Regions from separate parts of the Homo sapiens genome. Here region 1 is linked to region 2. A link is an interaction called in ENCODE POLR2A ChIA-PET data of the cell type or tissue named here. Cell type or tissue: Panc1. All regions are shown on one strand. Each heading gives the region's core, and the rest is flanking DNA. Links, peaks and the distances in the headings are about the cores only.

Evidence for each region. Peaks named below come from ENCODE experiments on the same cell type or tissue, not always from the same donor. Only the 100,000 strongest peaks of a DNase experiment are listed, where the experiment ranks them.
Region 1: POLR2A ChIA-PET joins it to region 2 with 6 read pairs; 6 of 35 experiments call an interaction of 5 or more read pairs at or near these places.

The regions. Positions count from the first base shown.
Region 1 is chr6:155,001,763-155,012,363 of GRCh38, forward strand. The region is part of intron 1 of TIAM2 (TIAM Rac1 associated GEF 2); the gene reads left to right. It also overlaps the pseudogene LOC100421330. Among named protein-coding and RNA genes, the nearest start is that of TIAM2, 12 kb to the left of the region's middle. In Panc1, for the core only: no CTCF peak of the experiment used is centred there; no DNase peak of the experiment used is centred there; H3K4me3 peaks cover 354 bases; H3K27ac peaks cover 740 bases.
Region 2 is chr6:155,122,427-155,133,027 of GRCh38, forward strand. TIAM2 (TIAM Rac1 associated GEF 2) reads left to right here. Exons shown (of 27, transcript NM_012454.4): 3 at 5,064-5,174; 4 at 6,792-7,991. The coding sequence starts at 6,798. Among named protein-coding and RNA genes, the nearest start is that of TIAM2, 130 kb to the left of the region's middle. RefSeq lists enhancers at 4,554-5,753, 4,761-5,507, 7,285-7,900. In Panc1, for the core only: no CTCF peak of the experiment used is centred there; a DNase peak (open chromatin) is centred at 4,775; H3K4me3 peaks cover 281 bases; H3K27ac peaks cover 1,133 bases.

The sequences.
Region 1 (10,601 bases), core at 1,650-9,649, 120 kb before region 2:
TGCCTTTTGGACATAGTTCTTCATGAGTTCCCATTACTAAGTGATTTCTTTGCATTGGGAACAGTATGTAAAACTCGAATTTTGAAGCTTCTTTTGTCAGTAGTTTGGGAAATGGCTTAATAAATAAGCTTGCAAATCTTTCCTTATGCTGGTGAAAGTGAAGGATTCTCATTGCTTTTAAAATATAGTGATGAATTTTAGTGCAATATTTTGTGTTATTTTAAAATTCAAAAAAATTATATTGTTGTTGTCTAGTAAAGAGCATTCTGTGCCTTAAGATTTTCATCTCTAAAAGAAGGATGACAGCAGCGCCTTCTTAGAATATTGTTTTGAGGATTGAGAAATTAATGAATTAACATAATACAGCTGGGTGTAGTGGCTCACGCCCATAATCCCAGCACTTTGGTCGGCTGAGGCGGGATGATCACTTGAGGCCAAGTATTTGAGACCAGCCTAGGCAACATAGTAAGACCCTGTCTCTGTAAAAAAAATACAAAAATTAGCTGGGCATAGTGGCATATGCCTGTAGTCCCAGCTACTAAGGAGGCTGAGATGGGAGGATTGTTTGAACCCAGGAGGTCGAGGCAACAGTGAGCCATGATCACGCCACTGTACTCCAGCCTGGGTGACAGAGCAAGACCTCGTCTCAAAATAAAATAAAATTAGCATAATATGCTTAGAACCTGGCCTGACGAAATGAGAAAGTTCACTAAGTGTTTTCTATTTCTTTCTGTCATTTTTTTCCTTGCATTATTCCCTGTCTGGTTAACCCCCAGTCATCCACGGAGACCCAGAAAAGCCTTCCATCTGAGTTGCTTCTTAGGTACTTGTGTCTATATCAATTGTTGCATTCATCATATAATATTTAATTCTTGATGACTTCTCCATCACACAGGGAGTGCTTTGCTTGTTTTATTTATTTATTTATTTATTTTTGACACGGAGTTTCGTTCTGTTGCTCAGGCTGGAGTGCAGTGGTATGATCTCAGCTCACTGCGAACTCTGCCTCCAGGGTTCGAGCAGTTCTCCTGGCTTAGCTTCCCAAGTAGTTGGGATTACAGGCACCCACCACCACATCCAGCTAAGTTTTGTGTGTGTGTGTTTTTTTTTTAGTAGAGACAGGGTTTCACCATGTTGACCAGGCTAGTCTCGAACTCTTGACCTCAGGTGATCTGCCCTCCTTGGCCTCCCAAAGTGTTGGGATTATAGGTGTGAGCCACTGAGCCCAGCCATGCTTGTTTTATTTTTGTACCACTTTTATATCCAGCCTGGTGCTTTAGTGAACACTCTTAAATGGTGGTTGACAGAATGTGTGAAGTGTTCATTGAAATTGTTTTTAAAAGTATTATAATATGATTATGAGATTGAGAGACCCTTTGCCAAATATTTGACTCTCTAAATGGACTTTATCAATAACAAAGTGCTGAAAGTTAAAATACATAAAGGTTGATCCGTTTTTTTCCGAAGCGTGGAATTGTGGCAAGGTTATTGTATTGGATATTAACAGCTCTAGATTCTGTTGTGGAATATACCTTTTACCCATTTGGCAGGTCACCTAAACATTTGAGGGAGCCAGGTGTAGTGGTGCACGCCTGTAATCCAAGCTACCCAAGAGGCTGAGGCACAAGAATTACTTGAACCCGGGAGGCAGAGGTTGCAGTGAGCCGAGATCACACCACTGCACTTCAGCCTAGGCAACAGAGTGAGACTCTGTCTCAAAAAAGAAAAGAAATTACTTGTCCCCATTTTCACAGCCTCCCTGGCCCCAGAGAACAGAAAAGTCAGAGAGGTGGAAGACTCGACGCTCCCAGCTGTGCCTCAGCTGTGGGCCAAGTCTCCACCGGGGCCAAAGGGGACACTCTTGTGGGAGGAGCAGAGGGGCCCACATCTCCCCTCTCGGCTCCCCCATGCACACTGCCTTATCTCTCCCCCTCTAGCCAGGAATCGGTTGTGTGTTTCCTCTGCCAATTTACTGTGATTGTGTATGTGCTGCTACCACCGCAGCTGCCACGGTGGGGCAGGGAGGAGGCCAACATGGTGAAACCCTGTCTATACTAAAAATACAAAAATTAGCTGGGTGTAGTGGCAGCTGCCTGTACTCCCAGCTACTCAGGAGGCTGAGGCAGGGAGAATCACCTGAACCTGGGAGATGGAGGTTGCAGTGAGCCAAGATTGACGGAGCGAGACTCCATCTCTCCCAACTCCCCCCAGAAAAGTGCATTCTGTTGAGTCTGTTGTGTGAGATGTTTTGCACTTATGTGACTTTTATCAGTGCCTTTGCTTTTTGTATTTTTAGTAGAGATGGGGTTTTGCCCTGTTGGCCAGGCTGTCCTGAACTCCTGACCTCAGGTGATCTGCCTGCCTCGGCCTCCGAAAGTACTGGGATTACAGGCATGAGCCACCGTGCCTAGCTGTGATGAGTAATTTCTGCACCAGTCCTGCTGTAGGCTACCTGCAAGACAAGATGTTTGATTGGAAGGCTGGTCAGAGTCACTTCTAGCTCCTGGTCTGTAGTCTTTCCAGAGTCTTCCTAGTGTGCCTCAGTAAGTCAGAGTAGTCAAGGCCCATACTCTGTATGTAGTAGCCAGGCTAATCCTTGGAGTTCACCCCAAATTTCCAATACCATCTTTCTGTTTTTGTTTGTTTTAGATGGAGTCTTGCTCTGTCACCCAGGCTGGAGTGCAGTGACATGATCTTGGCTCACTGCAACCCCCACCTCCTGGGTTCACGCGATTCTCCTGCCTCAGCCTCCCGAGTAGCTGGGACTTGTTACAGGCGCCCGCCACTACGCCCAGCTCATTTTTTGTACTTTTAGTAGAGACGGGGTTTCACCGTGTTAGCGAGGATGGCCTCAATCTCCTGACCTTGTGATCTGCCCGCCTCGGTCTCCCAAAGTGCTGGGATTATAGGCATGAGCCACTGCGCCCGGCCTCTTAATACCATCTTTTTTTCCAAGTCTGTTACTCTGTTATGTAACCTGGTATTTTGAGCTTAGCTGTAGGACATTTACTTACCAGGCGAATAGACTATTGCATCACCTTTAACTCCTCTTTCTTTGGTACCATTGCTTTGTAAATATAGTAGGCTCCAAAAGAAGATGTGCCCAAGATGGATTTATAGAGTGGGGAGAGGTCGCTGAGGTGGGCACACAGTCTGGAGCATCCCTCACTGCCAGAGTTTGCAGTGAGTCCCTCTCAGCTTCCCAGGCAGGCCTTCACTTACCTTAAGCCATTTGCCCCATGTGAAGAGGCAGAAGGCAGTCATGGAGTAACCCATGATGAGCCAGTGGATGGTCAGTTGCACCAGAGTAGAAGGCTTGGAGGATGGTAATGGAGGTCAGGTTGCCCAAGGCAAGGCTCTCTCCAATTAGCCTGGCAGCCTGAGGAGGGAGGAGTAGCTCATCAGCAGCTTGTCCCTCATTTCCCCTTTCACCTCCACCCTGGAGGCCTGCCTGTCTTTCCACAATAAAAATGAGGAATTCCGTCTGGAAGCAGGCCAGGCATCCTGAGTACAGGCTATGCCAGAGGGCCAGGAATCTTGGAGAGACCCTGAGAGAGTTTTTTGTTTTTGTTTTTGTTTTTTATTTTTTATTTTTGAGATGGAGTCTAGCTCTATTGCCCAGGCTGGAGTACAGTGGCACGATCTCGGCTCACTGCAACCTCCACCTCCTAGGTTAAAGCAATCCTCTTGCCTCAGCCTCCTGAGTAGCTAGGACTACAGGTGTGCACCACCATGCCTGGCTAATTTTTGTATTTTTACTAGAGACGGGGTTTCACCATGTTGGCCAGGCTGGTCTTGAACTTCTGACCTCAAGTGATCCACCCACCTTGGCCTCTCAAAGTGCTGGGATTACAGGGGTGAGCCACCTCACCTGGCACTGTGAGAATTCTTTACTTTTTTTTTTTTTTTTGAGATGGAGTTTTGCTCTTGTTGCCTAGGCTGGAGTGCAATGGTGTAATCTCGGCTCACTGCAACCTCTGCCTCCCGAGTTCAAGTGATTCTCCTGCCTCAGCCTCCTGAGGGATTGCAGGCGCCTGCCACCACGCCCAGCTAATTTTTCTATTTTTAGTAGAAATGGGGTTTCACCATGTTGGTCAGGCTGGTCTTGAACTCCCGACCTCAGGTGATCTGCCTGCCTCGGCATCCCAAAGTGCTGGCATCACAGGCGTGAGCCACTGCACCTGGCCAGATTCTTTACTTTCAAGGAATTTGAATCATTTGAAAAAGTCACTGGAGAAAAGGGTGGGTAAGGAGGAGCCACTGACTGACTAGTTCTTGGATCGAGCCGCCTGCCTCTGGGTCCTCGAGCCTCGAGGAGTAGAGGGCAGGGAGGCTCCCACGTGTAGCCCCCCGGGGTCCTGGAGGCAGTGCTGCCTGATTAGTTTTACAGATGGGAGGCCGACCCACGGCAGAGCTGGTGATCAGTGACCGAGTGCCTACCAAGTCCCTGACGTTGAGGTCAGTGGGGAACCAGATACACTCTAATGCTGCCCACACTCTAGTGGTAGGGACAAACAAGTAAAGAAGATGTTTATAATCAGGGCAGCAGAGGACATAAGTCCTGTGGCAGAGCTGCAGTAACACCCAGGGCTCAAGGCACTTTTTTTTTTCAAATCGGAGTCTCGATCGGGCATGGTGGCTCATGCCTGTAATCCTAGCACTTTGGGAGGCTGAGGTGGGTGGATCACAAGGTCAGGAGTTCGAGACCAGCCTAGCCAACATGGTGAAACCCTGTCTCTACTCAAAATACAAAAATTACCGGGTGTGGTGGCGCATGCCTGTAATCCCAAATACACAGGAGGCTGAGGTGGGAGAATCTCTTGAACCCTGGAGGCGGAGGTTGCAGTGAGCTGAGATTGTGCCATTGCACATCAGCCTGGGCGACATTTTTAGAGACTGTCTCCCCCACCTCCCCCCACCAAAAAAAAAAAAAAAGAAAAAAAAAAGACACAGTGTTACTCTGTTGCCCAGGCTGGAGTGCAGTGGCGTGATCTCGGCTCACCACAACCTCCACCTCCCGGGTTCAAGCGATTCTCCTGCCTCAGCCTCCTGAGTAGCTGGGATTACAAGTGCCCACCACCACACCCAGCTAATTTTTTTGTATTTTTAGTAGAGATGAGGTTTCACCATGTTGGCCAGGCTGGCCTCAAACTCTTGACCTCAAGTGATCCACTTGCCTTGGCCTCCCAAAGTGTTGGGATTACAGGCATGAGCCACTGTGCCCGGCCAATTTTTGTATTTTTTGTGGAGAAAGGGTCTTGCCATGTTGCTCAGGCTGGTCTACTAGGATTACAGGTGTAAGCCACTGCGGCTGGTCTGCTACTGGCTTTTTGATCGTACTTTGAGAAACTGCCCTAAATAAAGTAAGACTTGCGCTTGTAGGGCATTCAGTGTGTGGAGGGTGTGGGGGAGTGGAGTCAAGGTCTCTCTTCCCGTCTCTTTTCCCTGCATGATGCCCCTTTGCATAGGCTTGCATAGGATTGTGAGGATCTAACCATGTTAGTTAACTTGCCAGAGATGGGCAAGAGATTTGTAGGCCAGTCACATATAAATGCAGCACAGGTTTTCTTATTTCAGGGTGATCCATGGTTTGACAGGAACCATTTTTCTTTTTCTTTCTTTCTTTCTTTTTTTTTTTTTGAGAGGGAGTCTCGCTCTGTCGCCCAGGCTGGAGTACAGTGGCACAATCTCGGCTCACTGCAAGCTCCGCCTCCCGGGTTCACGCCATTCTTAAGGAAATTTTTAAGGAAAACATCTGGTTTCTAAAGAAGAGGTTTGTTGAATATATTAGTTATAAGCATACTGACAGTGAAAACGATTAGGTAAAATGTCAGGTTACTTAAAAACATCATTTTGTAATGAATATTAGTGAGAAAGCATTTCTGTCTCTTCAATAAAGGCCATTTCCTGAGGGATACCAACAGGCAGGACTTTGCTTAGTTCTATTTCAGTTTACCATGTAATTGGAATTTTAAAATGACCTGTCTTAAAAAATCTGGGGATGTCACTAAGTCAGACTGTCATCAGTTTCACCCTGGCCATTAGTCTAAACGTGTGAGGAAATTGAGCCCGTCGGATGGTTGCCATTGCAGGAGTCTTGGTGTGTGTCGAGAAGAGAATGTCACTGCAGCGTGGCATTTTCTGAAAAGCTGTCTGTCACTGAAGCTAAATTTTGATAGCTTGATAAATCACATTAGAAAATTCACTAAGGCGTGGAGTGTACAGAGTTGGCAGCCAACAGTTGGAATTTTCGGCAAACCAACAAGTGGGTTGTTCCGAAATATGTGGACACGTACATATGTAATTGTCGACCTTAAATAATACATCATATGGCTTTTTCCATTGTCTAAAGGAAAATCTCTAAACATTTATAGAGTGCATTGAAAATTCTTGAATAATTTCAAGATATAAAAGTACATTTATATTTCTGTGTGTGATAGATGATAATATGACACACTTGAAAACTGTGTTTGTTGTAATTTCTCATTTGGCATTCTTAAAATTTGCTAAAATAGCATGACACTGAGATGTGGCTTACAGTTAGTGGTTAGTCCGGATAGTGCCTCTTATGTATATATTACGCAGAAAGTCAGCAAAATCACCTGTGCACATGACGAACATATACCTCAAACCTCAAGAAATATAAGGCACAGAGAAATCAATTGCCTCAGGCTAGGGGTGAAACACAGTCACTTTCCTACTCATTTCCAGGTCTCTGAACCAGGTTTTCCTGGAAGGAGCTGTCTCCATTTAGTAATATTGCCAAGTTTTGTCTCTTTGGTACTCACTGGTGGTCACTGATAGTCTAAGGGACCTTCCTTTTCTGGAAATAATTTTTTTTTTTTTAACCTGCTCCTTGCAGAGCAGGGCTACCCCGCAGGCAGTGTGCCCAGAGAAGCTGGAAGTAAATTTCTCAGCATCACTCAGTTCTTCTGAGGCTCAGTGTCTGGAATGTACGTATATTCCACTCTCTTGAATTATTCCTTGAAACTCAAACTTTTATTTGACCCTTTTGGATGTGGATGTTTGTATTGTGAGAAAAGAAAAATGCGCTGACTGTACTGTAGCAGTGTTTGGAAACCTTACTGTGATGTGTTTGTGTTTTCAGTGGGTGAATCTGTAGTTAGGTTCAGTGTTTTGGGGCAGTTGCTTAGCATGTACTGCCTTGGAGTTGTAGGATTGAAATAGGAGAGGAAGAGCATAATGGAAAGCACATTAGGTATTGTTCCAGAACAGAGGTTCTCAAACTTCAGGGCATCAGAATCACCTGGAGGGCTTGCTAACGCATAAATCTCTGGGTCCTGTCCTCTGTTTCTGACTCAGAAGATCTTTTTTTTTTTTTTTTTTTTTTTTTTTTGAGGCAGGGTCTCGCTCTGTCACCGAGGCTGGAGTGTAGTGGTACAATCTTGGCTCACTGCAGCCTCCACCTCCAGGGTTCGGGCGATTCTTGCACCTCAGCCTTCTGAGTAGCTGAGACTACAGCCGTGAGCCACCATGCCTGGCTAGGTTTTGTATTTTTAGTAGAGATAGAGCTTCACCATGTTGCCCAGTCTGGTCTTGAACTCCTGAACTCAGGTGGTCTGCCTGGCTTGGCCTCCCAAAGTTCTAGGATTACAGGTGTGAGCCACCATGCCTGGCCCTGACTCAGAAGATCTGAGTTCGGCCTGATAATTTGCATCTCTATGATGTTTCTAGGTGATGCTGCCACTGTGGCTGATCTGGGGCCGCATTTGGAGAGACTGTGTTCTGGAGGCTCAGTGTTGGTCTATACTGAGTGGAGATGTGGATCCGTAGACGTCATTCAGCTTCTCAGGGTCTGGGTTTGTATATACCTCTTGGTCCAGGCAGTATTAGTGATTTTCTTGAAAATCAGAGGAATCCTTTGTTCCAAACTACGACTTACGTGAAACCAAGACCCAAATATATAATATACAAAAGGGATGAAATGGAAATTATATTAATTACGCAGTTGTAAGGGACAGAAGGCCCCTTGGGCCCCTCTGAAGGACCTAATACAGTTGTGAATCCAGTGGAAGAGAGGATTTCTAAGGTCCCTCGCACCCATAGCTTTCTCTGATTCTGTATACTCTTTTTTTTTTCTCTTTTTCCAGGCTGAGTCTCACTCTGTCACCCAGGCTGGAATGCAGTGGTGCAATCTCGGCTCACTGCAACCTCCACCTCCTGGGTTCAAGTCATTCTCGTGTCTCGGTCTCCTGAGTAGCTGGGACTACAGGCGCCCGCCACCACACCTGGCTAATTTTTGTATTTTTAGTAGAGATGGGGTTTTGGTCTTGAATTCCTGGCCTCAAGTGATTTGTGTGCCTCAGCCTCCCGAAGTCCTAGCACTACAGGCGTGAGCCACCACGGCTGGCCAGATTCTGTATACTCTTGAAACTGTAGACTGTTAGAGAGTGGAAAGAATCTAAGCGGAAGACTTATGACTTTGAGGTTGTGCCTTTTGATATAAGAAGCTATGTTTAGGATATATAAATAGGTAGGCAATAAATTAGCTTGAGATTTTCATGGTAGCAACAGCTCATAAAAGATCCACAGCTCATTTCTAGTAGAACTGGGGAAATTCTAGTAAGAAAAGAAATGGGGTAAAGGGTTTGGGTAACACTGATGTGGCTGTGATCTTTGTGTGCAGCTGGTATGTGTAATTGAATTGAAATAATTTAACCCATTTTAATTTTCATTTATTTATTTTTTTGAGATGGAGTTTCGCTCTTGTTGCCCAGGCTGGAGTGCAATGGCACGATCTCGGCTCACTGCAGCCTGTGCCTCCTGGGTTCAACCCATTCTCCTGCCTCAGCCTCCCGAGTAGCTGGGATTACAGGCATGCGCCACCATGCCCGGCTAATTTTCTATTTTTAGTAGAGACGGGGTTTCTCCATGTTGGTCAGGCTGGTACCTCCCAACCTCAGGTGATCCGCCCGCCTCGGCCTCCCAAAGTGCTGGGATTACAGGCATGAGCCACTGCGCCCAGCTTACAAAAATTAAATTTAGGCCAGGCGCGGTGGCTCATGTTGGCCAGGCCGGTCTCGACCTCCTGACCTCAGGTGATCCGCCCGCCTCGGCCTCCCAAAGTGCTGGGCCTGATGGTGAAACCTGTCTCTACTAAAAATACAAAAATTAGCCAAATGTGGTGTCATGCGCCTGTAATCCTAGCTACTCGGGAGGCTGAGGCAGGAGAATCGCTTGAACCCGGGAGGCGGAGGTTGTGGTGAGCTGAGATCGAGCCATTGCACTCCAGCCTTGGTGACAAGAGTGAAACTCTGTCTCAAAAAAAAAAAAAATTAAATTTAGGAGCTGTTCTTTTCAGTCCTTGGTAATGTTGAGTGAGTCCTCTGTAACATGGAATGACCAAAACCAAAACCAAAACCAAGCCAAACCAAAGGGATTCTTAGGATATTTCAGGCGGTTATGCAATTTGTAAGACTCTAGGGGTCTTTACAACTCCTCACTTTCAGGAGTGGAGGGGTAGTTATGGAATTGACACTGGTTAGGAGACCTTTTGGACAGGCGATCATTTAATCTGTGCTTATCTTTTGAATTAGAAAATTTCTCCCTTGGACCTGACCTACATAGCTGCTGCCTTCCATGAGTTTGTTTCCATTTATAATCCTAATGAACAGTATTGAGATCCTGTGGCTTCTCAATTTTCATATCATAGCAAAATAACTGAGTGTGAGATATTTATTTTGAAAAACTTAGACGATCACTTCAGTCAGTCTTAGTTCTGAACAATGAAACAGCTTGTCTCAATGCACACTTCCTTCGGTCATATTGATCTATTTTTCTCCTCAGAGTGTCTGACAATGGTTTGCCCTGTGACTGGTATATAATTTAAACATGTGCTAAGCATAATTTTAGTTCCTTTGGGATCACCCTCAGTTTTTATACCTCATCTGGCTCTCACAATTCCATTTAATTACAGCTATTTTGATATTTGGCCAAGTCACTAAAACCAGTCAACTCTCTTATGGGGAGACAGTAAACTTTTGATCAGCATATCACTGGAAGTGAAATTCTTCTGCAAACAGACACTTTTTCAGGAATTATTCTTGTAAATGCAGAGAGGCGTTGGCAGTCTTTTGATACTTTTGGAGGGGTTTTGGTGGGTGCCAGATGGTGCGTAGCTACTGTATGCTTGGAAAATGTTAACGAGAGGCTCAGCTTTTCTGAGTGTGTGTTTTGGCTTTTTGAGATAGCTTCCATGTAGGAAGAAACTTCTTTTAAGACCAAATGTAGACTCTGGATTTCCTCCAAGAGAAGTATTGTAAATATATCAAAGCTGATGCTGTACTGAATTTCTTTATAGAAAGAAAAAAAGGAGTAGTTAATAAATAACATACAGTGTTTGAATAGAGCCTACAATTTCAAAGAGTTCATCTTTCCTTATGGCCAGTTTATTACAAACAGTTTATGTTCAAACCTTGTTTTTCTCCACCCCTTGCGTTGTCATATTTCATTTTGTACTGTACGGCCCACATTTCTTATCCTGTTCTTTACTATGAGAGTTCACTGAGCAAAAGTAAGTCCACAGAGCAGGAAGGGAATGATAATCCTTAACAGTATTTTGATTTTTCTCACTTTTGAGC
Region 2 (10,601 bases), core at 904-8,903:
ATGGAGAATGGAAGGCAGGATTTTGGGGATTGGGAAGGAATGGAGAATGGAAGGTAGGATTTTGGGGATTGGGAGGGAATGGAGAATGGATGGTAGGATTTTTTTTTTTTGTTCTAGGTCCATGTCATTGTGATAAGTTTTTTAAAATTCCAATATTTATTATAATTGTCCCGTAAATAAAAAATAATTATAAAAAAGTTTGTACACAGCATAAAATGTTTGCTAACTATACACATTCTTGGTGCCACATTATTCCAGAGTGACTTCACTTAAATTACGTCTCTACCAGCCCTGGGCCTCGCCACACGTTATTATACTTCATATCTCTTCCTGCAGGTTAGAAAACCTTCACAGGGGTTGCTGCGGGTGACTGTACGTATACATACTTTTGCTATTTGTAAACACCAGGCCCTTTTAAAGTACTTTTTTTTTTTTTTGAAGAGTTTACATGAATGAAATCTGTTGTTTTTTAAATTTTTTTCAGCCCCCTTTCTATTAACTAAAATAGTTTTTAAACTTGAATATCATAAAATTCCTTTAGTAAAGGAGTCAGGGGGCCAGAGGTTACTGAACATTTGCCTTAAATATTCCCTTGCTTCCAGACAAAAATCATAGCTGAAGCATGACAGAAAAATATCTGTTCAATTTGTCAAATTCCTCAGGGACAATAATTACTTAGCTTCCCTCAGGGAGTATCCTTCCTGTCAATAAATTTCTCATAAATATTGGATAAATTCTTCCTCCTACTGTTTAAGGCTGTTTTTTTTTTTCTTCCCTGCCAGGATTGACCCAACATTGCACATTTGGTCAGCATTATGCATATGTGAAAATGCACTTTGTTCTATATTTCTGTCACTCCCTGTTTGCTTTTCTCTATCTTAATTATGGAAATGTATCCTCGTGAGTTGATATACCAGTCTTTCTGTCATACCCAGTAAGGAGGATTCCCGCCCTTGGTCTGGGGTCCGCATCAACTGTGTAGCACATGAATTGCTGTCATTTGGTCCCACAGGTGTCTATTGAGTGCTTATATGAGCCTCCAGGTGCTAGGCCTTGAGTGCACAGCATCCAGTAGAGGATGGGGGTCTCCTGTGTTTTTAGAAATATCCCATGAAATAAAAAAATTAAGCTATTTAATTGCAAAAGTAGTAAGATGAGCTTAGGTTCTAACCTGCCGCTGGGGCAGAAACTTCCACCTGGGAGTGATTCTGCGGCTTTGAATTCTGGCCTCTTTGTGTGTCTGTGAGTGGCTGACACAGTCGGCCACTCAATCGCAGTTTTGTCCGCTGGTTTTGGCGAGCTCAGGGCCTGTGCTGTGTGTGCTGCAGCTCGGGAGGGCTGACAAAGAGAGGTGGTTGAGGAGTGAGCGGCCGGGAGCCTTTCGCCTCCAGTGTCTTCGCTGGACCTTGGTCTTTACAAAAGGAAACAAATGAAGGCTCACTCTGATCCACTCACTGTGACAGTCTGAGTGGCAGCAGCCAGGAGCTTCTCTGGCCATTTGTAGTTCCCTCAGTTAAAAAATGAAAGGGTAGCTAAGGTTCAACAGCTCAGGCTTTGAACTTTATTTATTTGTTTATTTATTATTATCATCATCATTTTTGAGACAGAGTTGACAGTCTTGCTGCGTCTGTCACCCAGGCTGGAGTCCAGTGGCTTGATCTCAGCTCACTGCAACCTCTGCCTCCCGATTCAAGCAATTCTCCCACCTCAGCCTCCCAAGTAGCTGGGATTACAGGTGTGTGCCCTCACACTCAGCTAATTTTTTTGTAGTTTTAGTAGAGATGGAGTTTCACCATTTTGGCCAGGCTGGTCTTGACCTCCTGGGCTTAAGTGCTCCATCTGCCTCGGATTCCCAAAGTGCTGGGATTACAGGCTTGAGCCACCATGCCCAGCCAGGTTTTGAACTTTTTTTTTCTCTTTTGAGACTGAGTTTCGCTCTTGTTGCCCAGGCTGGAGTGCAACGGCACAATCTCGGCTCACCGCAACCTCTGCCTCTGGCGTTTAAGTGATTCTCTTGCCTCAGCCTCCTGAGTAGCTGGGATTACAGGCATGCACCACCATGCCTGGCTAATTTTATAGTTTTAGTAGAGACGGGGTTTCTCCATGTTGATCAGGCTGGTCTCGAACTCCCGACCTCAGGTGATCTGCCCTGCCTTGGCCTCCCAAAGTGCTGGGATTACAGGCATGAGCCACCACACCCAGCTGGTTTTGGACTTTTAAAAGGTGGGGTTCTTGTGGTCCAGCCCCATGTGTGAGATGGGGCCAGGTTCTAGTGGCAAGTCTAGCAGTTGCTATCCCCTTTTTAGACGTGTGACACAGCTGCCTACTAAAAGGTAGGGTGCCGGCAGTATAGCAGCCACCTTCTCAGTCCTCATTAATTAGAGGCTGAGCTATTGGATTTCCTGCCAATGGCCAAGTGGAAAATCTATTTGACTTTTTTTTTTTTTTTTAATTTAAAATGTATCTGCGTGGATAGACTCAGGCAGGAGATTTGTCTTTGTCTTTGTTAGAGGAACCTAGCTCCAGTGTCTTGCTTCTCCTCCCACTAACTGTAACAGTCACCACTGAGGCCGGGTGTGGTGCCTCATGCTTGTAATCCCAGCACTTTGGGAGGCCGAGGCAGGTGGATCACCTGAGAGTTCGAGACCAGCCTGGCTAACATGGTGAAACCCCGTCTCTACTAAAAATACAAAAATTAGCTGGGTGTGGTGGCGGGCACTTGTAATCCCAGATGCTCAGGAAGCTGAGGCAGGGGAATCACTTGAACCCGGGAGGCACAGGTTGCAGTGAGTCGAGATTGTACCGCTGCACTCCAGCCTGGGTAACAGAGTGAGACTCTGTCTCAAAAAAAATAAAAGGTGCCATTGAACCCTCCTAAGAAGATATACAGTAGCCAATAAGCACATGAAAAAGATGGCTCAATATCACTTATCATTAGAGAAATGCAAATGAAACCCATAATGAGATACTGCTTATGTCCATTAGGATAACTGCTGTCGAAAAACAGAAAATAACAAGCATGGGTGAGGATGTGGAGGAATTGGAACTCTGCTGCACTGTTGGTGAGCATGTAAAATGGTGCAGCTGTTGCGGAAAACAGTATGGCGGTTCTGTAAAGAATTAAAAATAGGGCTGGGCGCGGTGGCTCACGCCTGTTATCCCAGCACTTTGGGAGGCTGAGGTGGGTGGATCACTTAAGGCCGGAAGTTCGAGACCAGCCTGGCCAACACGGTGAAGCCCTGTCTCTACTAAAATCAGAAAAATTATCTGGTGCAATGGTGCGCGCCTATAATCACAGCTACTTGAGAGGCTGAGGCAGGGGAGTCACTTGGACCTGGGAGGCGGAGGTTGCAGTGAGCCGAGATTGTGCCACTGCACTCCAGCCTGGACGACAGAGCAAGACTCTGTCTCCAAAAAAAGAGAGAAAAAAAAAAGAATTACAAATAGAATAACCTAAGTGGTGTGCTTATGACAATAAATAGTTTATTTTCTAAAAATAAAATAAAAATAGAATAACCTAATGCTATTGCATTTCCACTTCTGGGTATATATCATAAAGAATTGAAAGCAGGGTCTGGAAGAGCTAGTTAAACACCCATGGTCATAGCAGCATTATTCATAATAGCCAAGAGGTGGAAGCAACCCAAGTGTCTCTCCATGGGATGAATGAATAAACAAAATGTGGCATGCACATGTAATAGAATGCTATTCAGCCTTAACAAGGAAGGAAATTCTGACATCTGCTACCACGTGGATGAAACTTGAGGGCATTATACTAAGTGAAATAAGCCAGTTGCAAAAAGACAAATGCTTTCACTTATATGCGGTATCTAGAGTCCTCAAATTCATAGAGGCAGAAAGTAGAATGACAGTTGCCAGGGGCTGTGGGACCGGGGAATTGCTGTTTAATGGGTGCAGAGTTTCTGTTCTGCAAGATGGAAAGAGTTCTGAAGATGGATGTCGGTGACGGTTGTACAACAGTGTACTTACTGCTGCCCTGTACATTTAAAAATGGGTAAGATGGGCCAGGCGCGGTGGCTCACGCCTGTAATCCCCGCGCTTTGGGAGGCTGAGGTGAGCAGATCACCTGAGGTCGGGAGTTTGAGAACAGTCTGACCAACATGGAGAAACCCTGTCTCTACTAAAAATACAAAATTAGCTGGGCGTGGTGGTGCGTGCCTGTAATCCCAGTTACTCAGGAGGCTGAGGTAGGAGAATCGCTTGAACCCAGGAGGCGGAGGTTGCAGTGAGCCGAGATTGTGCCACTGCACTCCCGCCTGGGCAAGAAGAACAAAACTCTGTCTCAAATAAATAAATAAATAAATAAATGGTAAGATGGAAAATGTTATGTTATCCATGTTTGACCACAATTACAAATAAACTTTTTTTTTTTTTTTTAAAGGAACAAAAAGTCACTATTAAGGCCTCACCCCTCTGCTTCCCGTGTCTGTGGCTTCGTGTCCAGCAGTGAGCACGGCCAGAGGGGAGCCTCCCCATCTCAGCCAGTCCTCCTCCCTTTCAGAAGCCCTGCCTTATCCCTCAGAGGGGGACCTCTTGCCCCTGCTAACATGTGCTTGAGAAAGCTTTTAATCTCATTTATGAGGTCAACCTCTACAAGCTAAATTATTTTAACCAAGGACTATTCACTGTGATGTTATATTTTGGGCTTTGTTTTTGCTGCTTGGTCAAATAGAGAACAAGGGCCACCTCTCGTCACACAGCCTGACGCTCCTGCAGCCCTGTGAGACTGAGAGTTGTTTTCCTGGTCATGGTGACAGATGAGCCACGCATGACTCACTGGAGCGGTCTCCCCTGAAACAAAGGCATGCATTTGACTGCAGACTGGGTGTTGAGTTGGTGGCCTTTGCAAGACTGGGTGGGCAGTTCTGGCTTCAAATGACCCTGATGAATCACACGGTTCACAGACGTTTCATTTATTACCTTGACAGTGACCCTGGACACCAGTTGTTTCTTCATATAATTTGCGTTAAGGCTTCCTTTTGACTTTGTGGGAGCTTGGAGTAAAACGCTTCACAGAGTTTTCTTGCGTTTCTGTTTTTCAGGCTCACTTCATGGACTCACTTTGCGTGCTTGTTAAATGTGCTGTGTTGCTCCCAAGACCATGTAAAGCCTACTGACCACTAACCTCCCTCACAGCAGAAACTAGACGTCAGGTAAACCCAACCCTTGTGCCTGGGGGTCACGTCAAGTTGCATGACTGTGATTAAGGTAATAAGTAAAGGTTTAATTATTTGGGCTAGCGATTTTGGTTTTAAAATATTTGATAATTACCACCAAAGAAAAGTCAATCCATTTAACTTCTGTTTTGTGGCTACACATTCTTAGATATAAAAGAATTAAAAATAAAAAGCCTACTAAATATATCTGGAGATCTCACCAGAAGAGCATCACCTCCAACTGACCTAAAATAGTGATATACTGGTTTGAGTGAGAAACTAGCTGGGCATGGTGGCATGTGCCTGTAGTTCCAGCTACTTGGGAGGCTGAGGCAGGAGAATCCCTTGAGCCCAGGGGTTTGAAACCAGCCTGGGCAACATAGCAAGATCCCACCTCAAAAAAATTATTTCAGAATCAAAAGAGATGGTTTCTTCTTTCCTCCCTTCCTCCCTCCCTCCTTCTCCCCCTTTTCACTTTGAGTTTGGCTTAACTAATAGACTCCTTGAGCAAACTGGGGTTTTTACAAGGAAGTAAGAGTCTAATATTAAGTTTTTCTGATGCCCATATTCTAAGTCAGCTTCATACTTACTTCTCTCATCATATTCTAAAGTGAAGATACCTGAAGTCTTTACAAAAGCTCTAGAGATTAGTTTTATTAAAATGTTTTTCTTTCCCAAATGAGAGCTCTTATTTTTTCCCCCATTTTTCATCTCAGCCTCATTTTTGAGGACTTCCAGGCCTTTTTCTTTTGTGGTATTCCTAGAGCCCCAACAGAGCCTGGTACCTGGTGTCATGTTATAAAAATGTGATAGTTTTTGAGCAAAAGTCTCTCAAAATACTGTGGAGAGATTTTAGCTCTACCAGTAGTTTATGTATAATGAAAATGTATCTCTCTGATCACTGAGATCTGTGTATTTAGACTGACAGAATAAAGATACTTTCCCTAATTTTTCTCTTCAAGAATCATTAGTTTGGTCAGGTGTGGTGGCTCACACCTGTGATGCTAGCACTTTGGGAGGCCGAGGCAAGAGGATCTCTTGAGCCCAGGAGTTCAAGACCAGCCTGGAGCAACAGAGTGAGACCCCATATCTTTAAAAAAAAAAAAAAACCCCGAGCTTGAGAGTGGTAGCACGTGCCTATAGTCCCAGCTACTTGGGAAGCTAAGGCAGGAGGATCACTTGAGCCTAGGAAGTCGAGGCTGCAGTGAGCTGTGACTGCGGCACTGCACTCCAGCCTGGATGATAACAGTGAGACTCTGTCTCAAAAAAAAAGCAAAAAAAAATCATTCAAAGTCTCTCAACACCAAGCCTGAAGCAGATCTTTCTCATAAGCTGATTTTTATGCCTGTTCGCCTTCTAAATTAATATTGTATAATGAATAATGTCTTTAAAATAATTAGCAGACAGGTGTGCAGTGTTGTCTGTCTAGCTAATGAGCAGCCTTGCAAAATAAGGAGAGCCTGTTCTACTGACTGACTCTTGTCCCTACTCCTCTGAGTCCTTCCAGGCACTGAAGTTGCTGTGTAATATGCAGGGCATTCTTTTTAGAAAGTTCTGTCATAATGGAATGTAATTTAGGCCACGGTCTTACTGATGCAACTGTTCTTAATTTAGGTTAAAATGGGCAACTCCGACAGTCAGTACACCCTTCAAGGATCTAAAAATCATAGCAATACTATTACTGGTGCTAAGCAAATTCCTTGCTCCCTGAAAATACGTGGCATTCATGCAAAAGAGGAAAAGTCATTGCATGGATGGGGTCACGGAAGCAACGGAGCAGGTTACAAGTCCAGGTCCCTGGCCCGAAGCTGCCTTTCTCACTTTAAGAGTAACCAGCCTTACGCATCGAGACTCGGTGGCCCCACATGCAAGGTCTCCAGAGGTGTTGCCTACTCCACGCACAGGACAAATGCCCCAGGGAAGGATTTCCAGGGCATCAGTGCTGCTTTCTCAACTGAGAATGGCTTCCACTCTGTTGGCCACGAGCTGGCAGATAACCACATCACCTCCAGAGACTGCAACGGACACCTTCTCAACTGCTACGGGAGGAATGAGAGCATTGCCTCCACCCCACCGGGCGAAGACCGCAAGAGCCCCCGAGTGCTCATCAAAACGCTGGGGAAGCTGGATGGGTGTTTAAGGGTCGAGTTCCACAATGGTGGCAACCCCAGCAAAGTGCCTGCAGAGGACTGCAGTGAGCCGGTGCAGCTGCTGAGGTACTCACCTACCTTAGCATCGGAAACCTCCCCTGTGCCTGAAGCCAGGAGGGGGTCCAGCGCCGATTCCCTGCCCAGCCATCGCCCCTCTCCCACGGACTCTCGCCTGCGGTCCAGCAAAGGCAGCTCCCTGAGTTCTGAGTCATCCTGGTACGACTCCCCTTGGGGCAATGCTGGAGAGCTGAGCGAGGCTGAGGGCTCCTTCCTGGCCCCCGGCATGCCTGACCCCAGTCTCCATGCCAGCTTCCCACCTGGCGATGCCAAAAAGCCTTTCAACCAAAGCTCTTCCCTCTCCTCCCTCCGGGAACTGTACAAAGATGCCAACCTGGGGAGCCTCTCCCCCTCAGGTATCCGCCTTTCTGATGAATACATGGGCACGCATGCCAGCCTGAGCAACCGTGTCTCTTTTGCTTCCGACATTGATGTGCCCTCCAGAGTGGCACACGGGGACCCCATCCAGTACAGTTCCTTCACTCTCCCCTGTCGGAAGCCCAAAGCCTTTGTTGAGGATACTGCGAAGAAGGACTCCCTCAAAGCCAGGATGCGACGGATCAGTGACTGGACGGGAAGCCTCTCAAGGAAGAAAAGGAAACTCCAGGTGAGCATACCTTAGAGCAGAGGGAAGGGTCCCCACAGTTTCCCCACCTGGAGAAGGGGAAGGTTAGTAGAAGCCACCATAGAGTGTTGTCGGGGTGCTTAAGTGATCTGGCAAAAGTGAAGAGTTCAGTGGAAAGCCTGGCTCATCTCATTTTCAAGTGTGGGTTTGTTCTCTCTTTTGCTTCAGATATTTTCACTTTTAGCCCACAACTTTAATCTTCCCATGTCTTAGTCAGCTTGGGCAGCAAACAAAATACCACAGACTTGGTTTAATCAACAGACATCTATTTCTCATAATTCTGGAGGCTGGAAGTCAGAGGTCAGAGTGCCAGTGTGGTCCGATTCTGGGGAGGGCTCTCTTCCTGGCTGCAGACAGCCGCCTTCTCACTGTGTCCTCATGCGGCAGAGAGAGCAGGAGGTCTAGGCTCTTTTCCTCTTCTTATAAGGACCCTAATCCCATCATGGGGACTCTACCCTCATGACCCCCTCTAAACCAATTACCTCTCAAAGATGTCAGTTAAATATCATCCACTGGTAGTTAAGGCCTCAACATGGATTTTGGGGAGGGGGGAAACAAATGTTCAGTCAATAGCATTCTGGTTCTGTGCATGTCCCTGCACTCTTCCATGCACTCCACAGGCCTAATCTTAAGACTTGGCCATAGCCGGTGTGGCAGCTCATGCCTGTCATCCCAGCACTTGGGGATGCCAAAGTGGGCAGATCACTTGAGGCCAGGAGTTTGAGACCAGCCTGGCCAACATGGTGAAACCCTGTCTGTACCCAAAATACAAAAATTAGCCTGGCGTGGTGGCGGGTGCCTGTAATCCGAGCTACTCAGGAGGCTGAGGCAGGAGAATCGCTTGAACCTGGGAGGCAGAGGTTGCAGTGAGCTGAGATCACACCTGGGCAACAGAGAGAGACTCTGTCTTTAAAAAAAAAAAAAAAGTAAGTACAGAGTTGGAGAGAATTCCTGAAAGAATTGGTTATCTGAGAATTTTACTAGACCTCATTCTTACAGTCCAAATAAAACAGTTGAGATTGTCATTATTTTTGGTTGAATAGGCTTGTTGAACTTGATATTACTCTGATGAAATTAAAATTTCTATGCTTAAGTTGGTACATCAAAAAAAAAAGTTGATGATATATCTACATGTGTAATCTTTTTTTTTTTTCTTTTTTTTGAGACAGAGTATCGCTCCGTTGTACAGGCTGGAGTACAGTGGTGCGATCTTGGCTCACTGCAACCTCTGCCTCCCGTGTCCAAGCGATTCTGCTGCCTCAGCCTCCTGAGTAGCTGGCATTACAGGCGTGCACCACCATGCCTGGCTAATTTGTGTATTTTAGTAGAGACGGGGTTTCACCATGTTGGCCAGGCTGGTCTGGAACTCCTGACCTCAGGTGATCCACCTGCCTCGGCCTCCCAACATGCTGGGATTACAAGCGTGAGCCACCACATCCGGCCTATATGTGTAATCTTAACCTCCTCATGGAGATAGCTAATGGCATCCTGAAAATATCTTGTACCTAAGTGCATGTAATAGAAAAATATATATACTGATAAAACTGATAAAATAAGAATGATGAATATACTTCTGTATCATGGCATGTAAAGTTTTACTGGGGGAGCAAAGTGGCTTATCCACCAGGAAGAAAAGTGATAGTTTGCCTTTTTAGGTAATTAGTGGCAATTGCTAGATTTTCAGTTTGTTGTTGTTTTGTTATTTGTTTTTATTTTTGATTATTTATATAGGGGAGAAGCTTCTTTTTAAATTACTCTGTATAAGTCATGGAGTTGAAGGGAATTTGTGTGGGCAGTTAGTCTCTAGCAGAATTGCATCCTAGATAGACATAAAATTATAAAATTATATAGAGATTTAGGGGTGGAAAATAATATAACTTTTTTGAGTAGATTGCTTCAGATTTATGAAGTTTGACTTTCGTTACTTCCTTCTGATGTATATAGCGTGTCTGCCTCCACCACCCCCTCCTGTGCTGGGCTTCGGTTCTCCCTCCTCTTCCTTCACACAGAGGTGAAGAACAGATGATCAGCATCCTGTTTTCAGGGCCTCTTCATATCCCTGAATATATTGTAGTAATTTGTATAGTGATTTTACTCCTGGATCATCACTTTTTCAGACTAAACCACAAAATAGTAGAGATTTCCTTGACTTTTTTCTCTCAGCTCCCATTTCCTAAACAACTGATCCCCACTGAGCATAATGGGAGACGCAGCTTCTGCTTACTTGAGGGCTGAAGTCCCAGGTGGACAACGTCCACGCCTTTTTGATTCAAGTGTTATGGTGCCCACCTGTGTTCAGCTGTCATCCACTGTGTCCCCTAATTGGTGGTGGCATCGAGCCAATGATTCTGCATCTCTTATGTGCACTGAGTTTGTTGCTCATCTGTATATGTGGCCTGGCTTACACGCGGCTCTAGTGAGCTGCATTCAGTGACAGTTCCCACTTGGTTCAGATGTAGACCAGTGGCTGCTGTGTATGAATCATTCTATCACGGGTAAGTATCCCTCCTTGCCTCTCCTGTCAAGTTACCCTCCCTGCGTCTCCTACCCACGGGAACTGGGTCTCCTTCAATTCTGCATTGTCCAAAAACT